3 separate regions of the Homo sapiens genome follow, and regions 2 and 3 are each linked to region 1. The links are chromatin loops, found by intact Hi-C in ENCODE. Cell type or tissue: B cell. All regions are shown on one strand.

Region 1 (2,500 bases):
ACTATGTTGGCCAGGCTGGTCTTGAACTCCTGATCTCAAGACATCTGCCCGCCTCGGCCTCCCAATGTGCTGGGGTTACAGGCGTGAGCCACAGTATCGGGCAGCCAGATGGTTTTTAGTACAAGAACGACACTGTATTTTAAAATAATTATTCAGTTTCCTGCTTATGTGGGGATATGTAAGGTTGTCATGAGGAGTAAATTGGAGAGATTAAGTGAGAGGACTCATGTAAGGCTCTTTGTAGGTGCGAGGCAGAATAGACAGTTGAGTGGATATTGGCCATGATGGTGACATAGTCGGCGCACTGAGGAATTCAGGGTAGGGCTGGGAGCTGGAGACGGTAATAACCTGGGGGTCTGTGCATACAGGCTGGAGTCCAAGAGATGGTTCAGAGACAGTTCCTCTAGTCAGCCTCAGGCTAGGTGCTGTGGCTCTTCGCTGTAATCCCAGCACTTTGGGAGGCTGAGGTGTGAGGATCACTTGAGTCCAGGAGTTGGAGACCAGCCTGGGCAACATGACGAAACCCCATCTCTACAAAAAATACAAACCAAACCAAACAAACACACAAAAAACGGTGGCTCTATTCAGCCTGATAGAAACGACTTGTGGTACAGGCCCTAAGTCAGGTACGCTGCTGCCCAAGAGCCTGACTGGTAGATGGAGATGTGAAAGGGACACAGGGCTCTCCACGTAAGCAGGAGGCAGCAAGAATGACAGTTCCAGGGGTTCTACGTGGAAGGAAGAGGGGGCCAGGAGGAAGGGACTTCAGGTCAGATTGAGGGGGCATGTGCCATCCGGAAGAGGAGAATGTCGATGTAACTGTGAAAGTCCAAGTCCTAGCTGCTTTTCCACTGCCCTGGTGTACAACCTCAGGCCCTGCAGACTGCACATCTGAGGACCCCTGCCTGCCCTGTCTGGCTTCTCTGAATCTAATAAGGGAGAAGATGCGTTTGAAAAAGAACACGGAAGAGGGAGAGAGAAAAAAAGCACCAAGGTCCATGTTCAGAGAGCCCTGGTAATTTTAACTTGCAACTCACCCAAGAAGAGCCTAATGGTCGCAAGAGTATGTAGGAAGGCCCCAACCCGACCCGGCCCAGCACGCAGCACCCAAGGGCGGCTGGAAGCGCAATGCGCGTGCCCAGTACAGCGCTATTCAGTCTGCAGGCTTTTTGAGGATTTCAACTTCAAAGAACGGTCGGCTTCGGGGCGAACTTTGCTTCAGTTCCAGGCCTCGGGAGGCAGCGAGGAGACAGACTGGGACACCGAGCATGCAGAAGGGGAGTGGTCTTGAAATACGCGGAAAGGGAGAATGCACCCCTCCTGGCCAGCCTTGCCGGGCGAAGTGAGAAGTACTGAGGCCTGAGAAGGCTCCACGCGTGCGCAAAGGGCCGCTCGCTGTGATTACTGGGGTGGCGATGGTTGTGATGACGCCGCTGCCCCGCCTGCGCCGAAAGGGAAACCCCAGGGGAGGCGGAGGCCAGCGGGGATTTCTGAAGCCAAGTGGTCCCCTTCATCCACGACGGACAGGAAGGGCGACCCCCTGAGGCCACTTCCAGGTCTTGCGACCGGAGGAGAGTTACCAAGGAGACGCTCCTCCCGAGGCCTCGCGCGTCGGAAGCTTCTGTCCCCTGGATTCCGGTTGACGGACGCGTCCCCCGAGCAGGTTCTCGGTAGCAGCCGACACGCCCCACCCCGGGCACAGCGAGGTCTGAGGACCACGCTAAGGCGTCACGTCCGCCCTGATCCGCGGCAGCTATGGAACGGGCGGAGCCGCAGCGGAGGGCGCTCCGCTTTGACGTCACTTCCTGTGAGCCCGGCGGTGACAACGGCAACATGGCCCTGAACGGAGCTGGTGAGGACCTGGGCGGCAGGGGTTTGTGGCTGTGAGGTACGGGAGGCAGCCCACTCCGGCAAGACCCCCAGTCCCTATGCCTCTCTTCCCCAGAAGTCGACGACTTCTCCTGGGAGCCCCCGACTGAGGCGGAGACGAAGGTGCTGCAGGCGCGACGGGAGCGGCAAGATCGCATCTCCCGGCTCATGGGCGACTATCTGCTGCGCGGTTACCGCATGCTGGGCGAGACGTGTGCGGACTGCGGGGTGAGGCGAGACTCGGGCGAGTGACCGGGGATGGGTCCGCGGGCCAGGCCACTCAGCCCTTCCCCGGCCCTCCCCTCTGGACCCCATTGCCGGCGTCTCATTCCGGCCCCGTGTGCTTTTTGGTCCGTAGACGATCCTCCTCCAAGACAAACAGCGGAAAATCTACTGCGTGGCTTGTCAGGAACTCGACTCAGACGTGGATAAAGATAATCCCGGTAAGAGTAAAAAATAATCCGGGAGAGGGGCCGGATATGCTTAGGGGGGAAGCGTGGTTAAGTGGTGATAGAGGCCCGAGAACAGTAGGGCTGAGAGGTGACAGTGGAGTCTCTGGGTGGGGTAGAAGTAAAATTATTTCTCCTTTAGGCTCTAAAGAGGACCCTTAACTCAATAAGAGCACCAAGCA
Region 2 (2,500 bases), 83 kb after region 1:
TAGTGTGGAAGGCTGTGGTCACTGAGGGTGTGTCTGCAGAAAACTCGGATCTGGTCTTGTGGTTGATGTTTGAAGGGAGATTGATGGGGTGAGATCTGGATGTCAGAGCTCTTTGGCTGCAGGGAGGCGGCTGTAGCCGCAGTCCAGTGGGAGGTCTAGTGGTGACTTAAACTCAGTGATAGCAGTGACAGTGGGGAGAAGTGGGCAGATTTTCCAGGACCTCGTGGAAGGACTGGACGCAAGTTACTAAGGGAAGAGGCGGCATCTACGGTAGTGGCCAGGTTTCCGGCTGGAGCCCTTGGAAGGTGGCAGGGCCAGGGCTGACAGGGAAAAGGAGAGGCAGGCTGGGGATGGCTGAGGTCATTTGGAACAGGATGAGTTTGAGAGGCCCGAGGACGTCAGAGTGGAGATGTCCAGGGGCTGGTGCGCAGGGGAGAGAGATCTGGGTTGGATACGAGGACTTGGAGCTGCTGAGCCATGAGCATGATGGGGTCATTCACGAATGAGAGAAGAACCAGGAGAGGTCTTCGTGGGTCACGGGAGGTCGCGGGACCGAGAAAGCCAAGAGGAGGGAGGCGCAGCCTGGGCTGCAGGGCCTTGGCTCCCTGGTTTCCCTCTGGGCCTCGGGTCGCGGACCTCCGGTCGGGGTCCCTGCGCAGCTCAGCCGTCGGCTTCCTCAGCGTTAGGAGCCTTCTCACCCCGCCCGCTTCCTCCCCGACCCCGCCTCCCAGGCGCTCCCCGGCAGCTTCGCCCGGGTCCTGACCTGGCCACCGCGAGCCCGGGCTCCGCCCCTCGCGTGGGAGTTCCGCCGAGGCCCGCCCTCGCTCCAAGCCCCGCCCCTGGCCGCCCCCCCGGAGCCGGAGCCCCGTGGAAAACGCCACTTCCTCGACGGAATTGGCCTGCCGTCTCGCCGGCGCCGCCCGTCGGAGCCTGCACCCAGGGCCTTTTCTGTTCCTAGGAGACTCGCTGAATTTTGGGACGCGTCCCGCTGACGATAACTCCTTTTCCCCTGCTATTGTCCTCCCGCGACGGTGCGAAGCCCAAACGAAGACGCCATCGGCCTCGGCGGGGATTTTCCCCAGACGCTGGACCCGGCCTCCGGTTGCTGCGGGCTCCTTGTGCGCCTGCGCAGTCGAGAAGGGGGCCCACGCCGGCCAGCGCTTTTTGCTGCTGCGCTTGCGCTGGGGCAAAGCGGAAGTACGTCCAGCTGTAGCCCTTGTGGGCTGCGGCTGGGCCTTTGTTTTGGCTTCCTGAGGCTGTGGATTGAAGATTTCACCGTTCCTCCCAGAACAGAGTATCAAAGCATCGGTGGGCCGGGTAGATCTTTACCTGGCACCACACATTCCCCAAGAGAAGCACACACTCCCTGGGCCACCCAAGGAATTTGGCCCCATCACATCTTTCGAACATCGTTTCTCTTACCTCTGACGCTGGCTAGTCCCTCTTTGACATCCACTCTCAGCTGATCTAAGACCTGGAGCTAATGGGGCCTCTTGGAAGACTCCTGAAACTGCTCCATCCCCACAGCCAGCGGGCTCTACTAGGCTCTCAGTGTGCTAGGACTCTTGCCTTAGCTGCCCGTTTTCATCCACTGGACGGTAACTCGGGGTTTCCAAGGGCATTCTCAGACTGCAAGCTCTCAGAGGACAGTGCACGCATTCACCCAGCTCTCTACCACCAATGTCTGGCCTGATGTGACTAGCAAAATGTGTGCTCAGTGTTTGCTGAAAAAAAGCGGATCTCTAGCCAGCTTGGCAACAGATTTATTAGTTCAGAGTAGAAAGAGCAAGAGTCCAAGTGCTTTGATTGTTCAGTAAAAACTATGCCTCCTGACTGGAGAGCTGCCAGCCTGCTCTCCCCCACTCTTAACAACTTACCCTACTATTAAGGCACTTGAGAAGAGGGAGAGCAAGGAAGTCCCAGACCAAACCCCTTCTGGATCCTGGAGAGAGCCAGTGCTGTTGCACTGGTTTCCTTCAGCCATGGTTGAGCAAGGAAAGAGCCGGCAGAGACCTCTGTAGGGCAGGAAGGCCAGCCCCTCAAACGCTGGTGTTAGGCACAGGGACAATGCCAGTGCCATACAGGGGCTGGTATCTGGGGCGTTATTTTGATTAAGCTGTAATGAATCCATGATGGAAGACACTTGATAAGGCTTTGTGGGCTCAAAGGCCTTACCTCCAGCCTGCTTCTGTCTCTAGGAGAGTACCAGAAGCTGGAGGATGGGGATGGGGGACCCCAGAGTTCCCTACAGAGAAGGGAGCTGACCATCAGGACAGGGGAAAAGTTTGAGTTTCCCCAGCTCCCCCCTTTCCAGAGAAGTTAATGCTTCTGCTTAAGCACCTCCAAAAAGAGAGAGAGATACAGATACTGACAATAAAAGAATAAAATATGGCTCCCCCCTCCAAGGAAGACATCCACAAAGTTGGGGGCAGTTGGAACACACCCCACCAGAATCCGTAAGTGCTTTTGGAGGGCTTCAATCCCCTGCAACCCAGTGCTC
Region 3 (2,500 bases), 160 kb before region 1:
CCTCCCAAAGTGCTGGGATTACAGGCGTGAAACATCACACCAAGCCCGAGACCCTGTTTTTAAAAAGGAATACCCTGGCCGGGCGCAGTGGCTCACGCCTGTAATCCTAGCACATTGGGAGACCAAGGCGGGTGGATCACCTGAGGTCGGGAGTTCGAGACCAGTCTGACCAACATGGAGAAAACTCTTCTCTACTAAAAATACAAAATTAGCTGGATGTGGTGGTGGTCGCCTGTAGTCCCAGCTACTTGGGAGGCTGAAAGCAGGAGAATCGCTTGTACCCAGGAGGTGGAGGTTGCAGTGAGCCAAAATCACGCCACTGCACTCCAGCCTGGGCAACAAGAACGAAACTCCGTCTCAAATAAATAAATAAATAAATAAATAATAAAAAGGAATACCCTAAATGCATCTTGTGTCAGATCCTGGAAGAGAGGACATTTGTGGAAAAACTATTGAAGTCCAAAAGAATTTTAGTTAACAGATACTGTGTCAGTGTTCATTCCTTAGCTCTGATGTGGTGACAGAACATGCTGTCATCGGGAGAAGTTGTGGCGGTATTCTGGAACTCTCTACACCTTTACAGCTTTCCTAGAAATCTAGAATTATTCCATGATAAAAAGTTTTTTAATGCAGTAACAAAGATCTACATTTATTTATTTATTTATTTATTTATTTATTTATTTATTTAGAGACAGAGTCTCGCTCTGTCACCCAGGCTGGAGTGCAATGGTGTGATCTTGGCTCACTGCAACCTCCGCACCCTGGGTTCAAGCGATTCTCCTGCCTCAGCCTCCCTAGTAGCTGGGATTACAGGGGTGAGCTACCACGCCCAACTAAGTTTTGTATATTTAGTAGAGACGGGGTTTCGCCATGTTGGCCAGGCTGGTCTCAAACTCCTGACCTCAAGTGATCTGCTCACCTTGGACTACCAAAGTGCTGGGATTACAGTGTGAGCCACCGCACCCGGCCAGAGATCTACATTTTACATGGCAAGATGTTCACAAAATAATATTCAGTAAAAAGAAATGGCCAGGCGTGGTGGCTCACGCCTGTAATCCCAGCACTTTGGGAGGCCAAGGTGGGCAGATCACGAGGTCAGGAGATCGAGACCATCCTGGCTAACAGGTGAAACCCTGTCTCTACTAAAAATACAAAAAGAAAAAAAATTAGCCAGACGTGGTGGTGGGTGCCTGTAGTCCCAGCTACTCGGGAGAATGGCGTGAACCTGGGAGGCGGAGCTTGCAGTGAGCGGAGATCGCGCCACTGCACTCCAGCCTGGGCGACAGAGCGAGACTCTGTCTCAAAAAAAAAAAAAAAAGGAAATGAGTAACAGGACAGCATGTGTGCAGCCATGCGCATGAGGAGGGCGGGCCCAGCTGTGGCCGTCAGCGGCTGTAGCTTTGACTTTTTCTTTGTACTTCTTGGAGCACGTAAATCTGTTACAATGAACATGTCATTTTTATAGTCTTGTAATTTTTAGAATAATTGTTTTTTCTTTTTTTTTTTTTTGGAGACGGAGTTTCACTCTTGTTGCCCAGGCTGGAGTGAAATGGTGCGATATCGGCTCACCGCAACCTCCACCTCCCGGGTTCAAGCGATTCTCCTGCCTCAGGCTCCCAAGTATCTGGGATTACAGGCTTGCACCACCACGCCCAGCTAATTTTGTATTTTTAGTAGAGACGGAGTTTCTCCATGTTGGTCAGGCTGGTCTCCAACTCCCGACCTCAGGTGATCCGCCCGCCTTGGCCTCCCAAAGTGCTGGGATTACAGTCGTGAGCCACCGCGCCCAGCCCTAGAATAAGTTTTATAATCAGAAAAAGCAAACTTTTTCTACAATGTAATTTGGACCACTGTGTGGCATTCCTTGGCATGGTTTTAGCACGCTCATTTTGACCCAGTCCTCTGCTTGTGGGCATTACAGTTTTCAGCGTTCAGCTCTTCTAAACAGCACACCTACAGGAAAGTCCTTCCTTAGAATCTGAAATGTTTCCTCAGGATACTTTCCTAGAAATGGCCTTGCTAATGTAAAAGTGTGCAGATTTTTTTTTTTAAATAGGATTTCACTCTAGTGCCTAGACTGGAGTGCAATGGCCTAGTCAAGGCTCACTGCAGCCTCAACCTCCCGTGCTCAAGCAGTCCTTCTGCAGTCTCCTGAGTAGGTGGGACTAAGGTCATGAGCCACCACTCCTGGCTAATTTTTAAATTCTTTGTCAAGGCAGCGTCTCACTATGTTGCCCAGGCTGGTCTCAAAACTCCTGGGATCAAATGATCCTCCCACCTCAGCCTCCCAAAGTGCTGGGATTACAGATGTGAGCACCGTGCCTGGCCGATATGCTGATTTTGAAGAGGCTTTTCATACCTGCCACCTTCCAGAGAAGTTGTGCCCAGGTGTACCCTCCCCAGCAGAGAAGATGGTGTCTGCCTCCCATGCCCTCACCCACAATGGGTGTAATCATTCCGAGCCAAAGGGAACTTGTCTGGGCTGGTGTTTGAACACAAT

The links. Hi-C counts contacts between places; a loop is a spot of excess contacts. Peaks named below come from ENCODE experiments on the same cell type or tissue, not always from the same donor. Only the 100,000 strongest peaks of a DNase experiment are listed, where the experiment ranks them.
Region 2: a loop joins it to region 1, with 12 times the contacts of the local background. A loop is called at or near these places in 19 of 110 quality-filtered maps.
Region 3: a loop joins it to region 1, with 17 times the contacts of the local background. A loop is called at or near these places in 9 of 110 quality-filtered maps.

What each region holds. Positions count from the first base shown.
Region 1 is chr11:65,568,659-65,571,158 of GRCh38, forward strand. It overlaps ZNRD2 (zinc ribbon domain containing 2), which reads left to right and starts at 1,819. Exons shown (of 4, transcript NM_006396.3): 1 at 1,819-1,852; 2 at 1,946-2,097; 3 at 2,228-2,312. The coding sequence starts at 1,834. ZNRD2-DT (ZNRD2 divergent transcript) reads right to left here and starts at 1,755. Exons shown (of 1, transcript NR_038923.1): 1 at 562-1,755. RefSeq lists enhancers at 1,177-1,896, 1,907-2,136. In B cell, a CTCF peak has its summit at 1,535 (motif pointing left); a DNase peak (open chromatin) is centred at 1,513; H3K4me3 peaks cover 2,300 bases; H3K27ac peaks cover 2,500 bases.
Region 2 is chr11:65,651,855-65,654,354 of GRCh38, forward strand. It overlaps RELA (RELA proto-oncogene, NF-kB subunit), which reads right to left. Exons shown (of 11, transcript NM_021975.4): 11 at 1,747-2,500. Among named protein-coding and RNA genes, the nearest start is that of MIR4489, 3.9 kb to the left of the region's middle. RefSeq lists a silencer at 647-886 and enhancers at 947-1,426, 1,437-1,486, 2,227-2,500. In B cell, no CTCF peak of the experiment used is centred here; DNase peaks (open chromatin) are centred at 987 and 2,477; H3K4me3 peaks cover 1,641 bases; H3K27ac peaks cover 2,500 bases.
Region 3 is chr11:65,406,582-65,409,081 of GRCh38, forward strand. The region is part of intron 10 of FRMD8 (FERM domain containing 8); the gene reads left to right. Among named protein-coding and RNA genes, the nearest start is that of NEAT1, 15 kb to the right of the region's middle. In B cell, no CTCF peak of the experiment used is centred here; DNase peaks (open chromatin) are centred at 1,134 and 1,370; H3K4me3 peaks cover 736 bases; H3K27ac peaks cover 429 bases.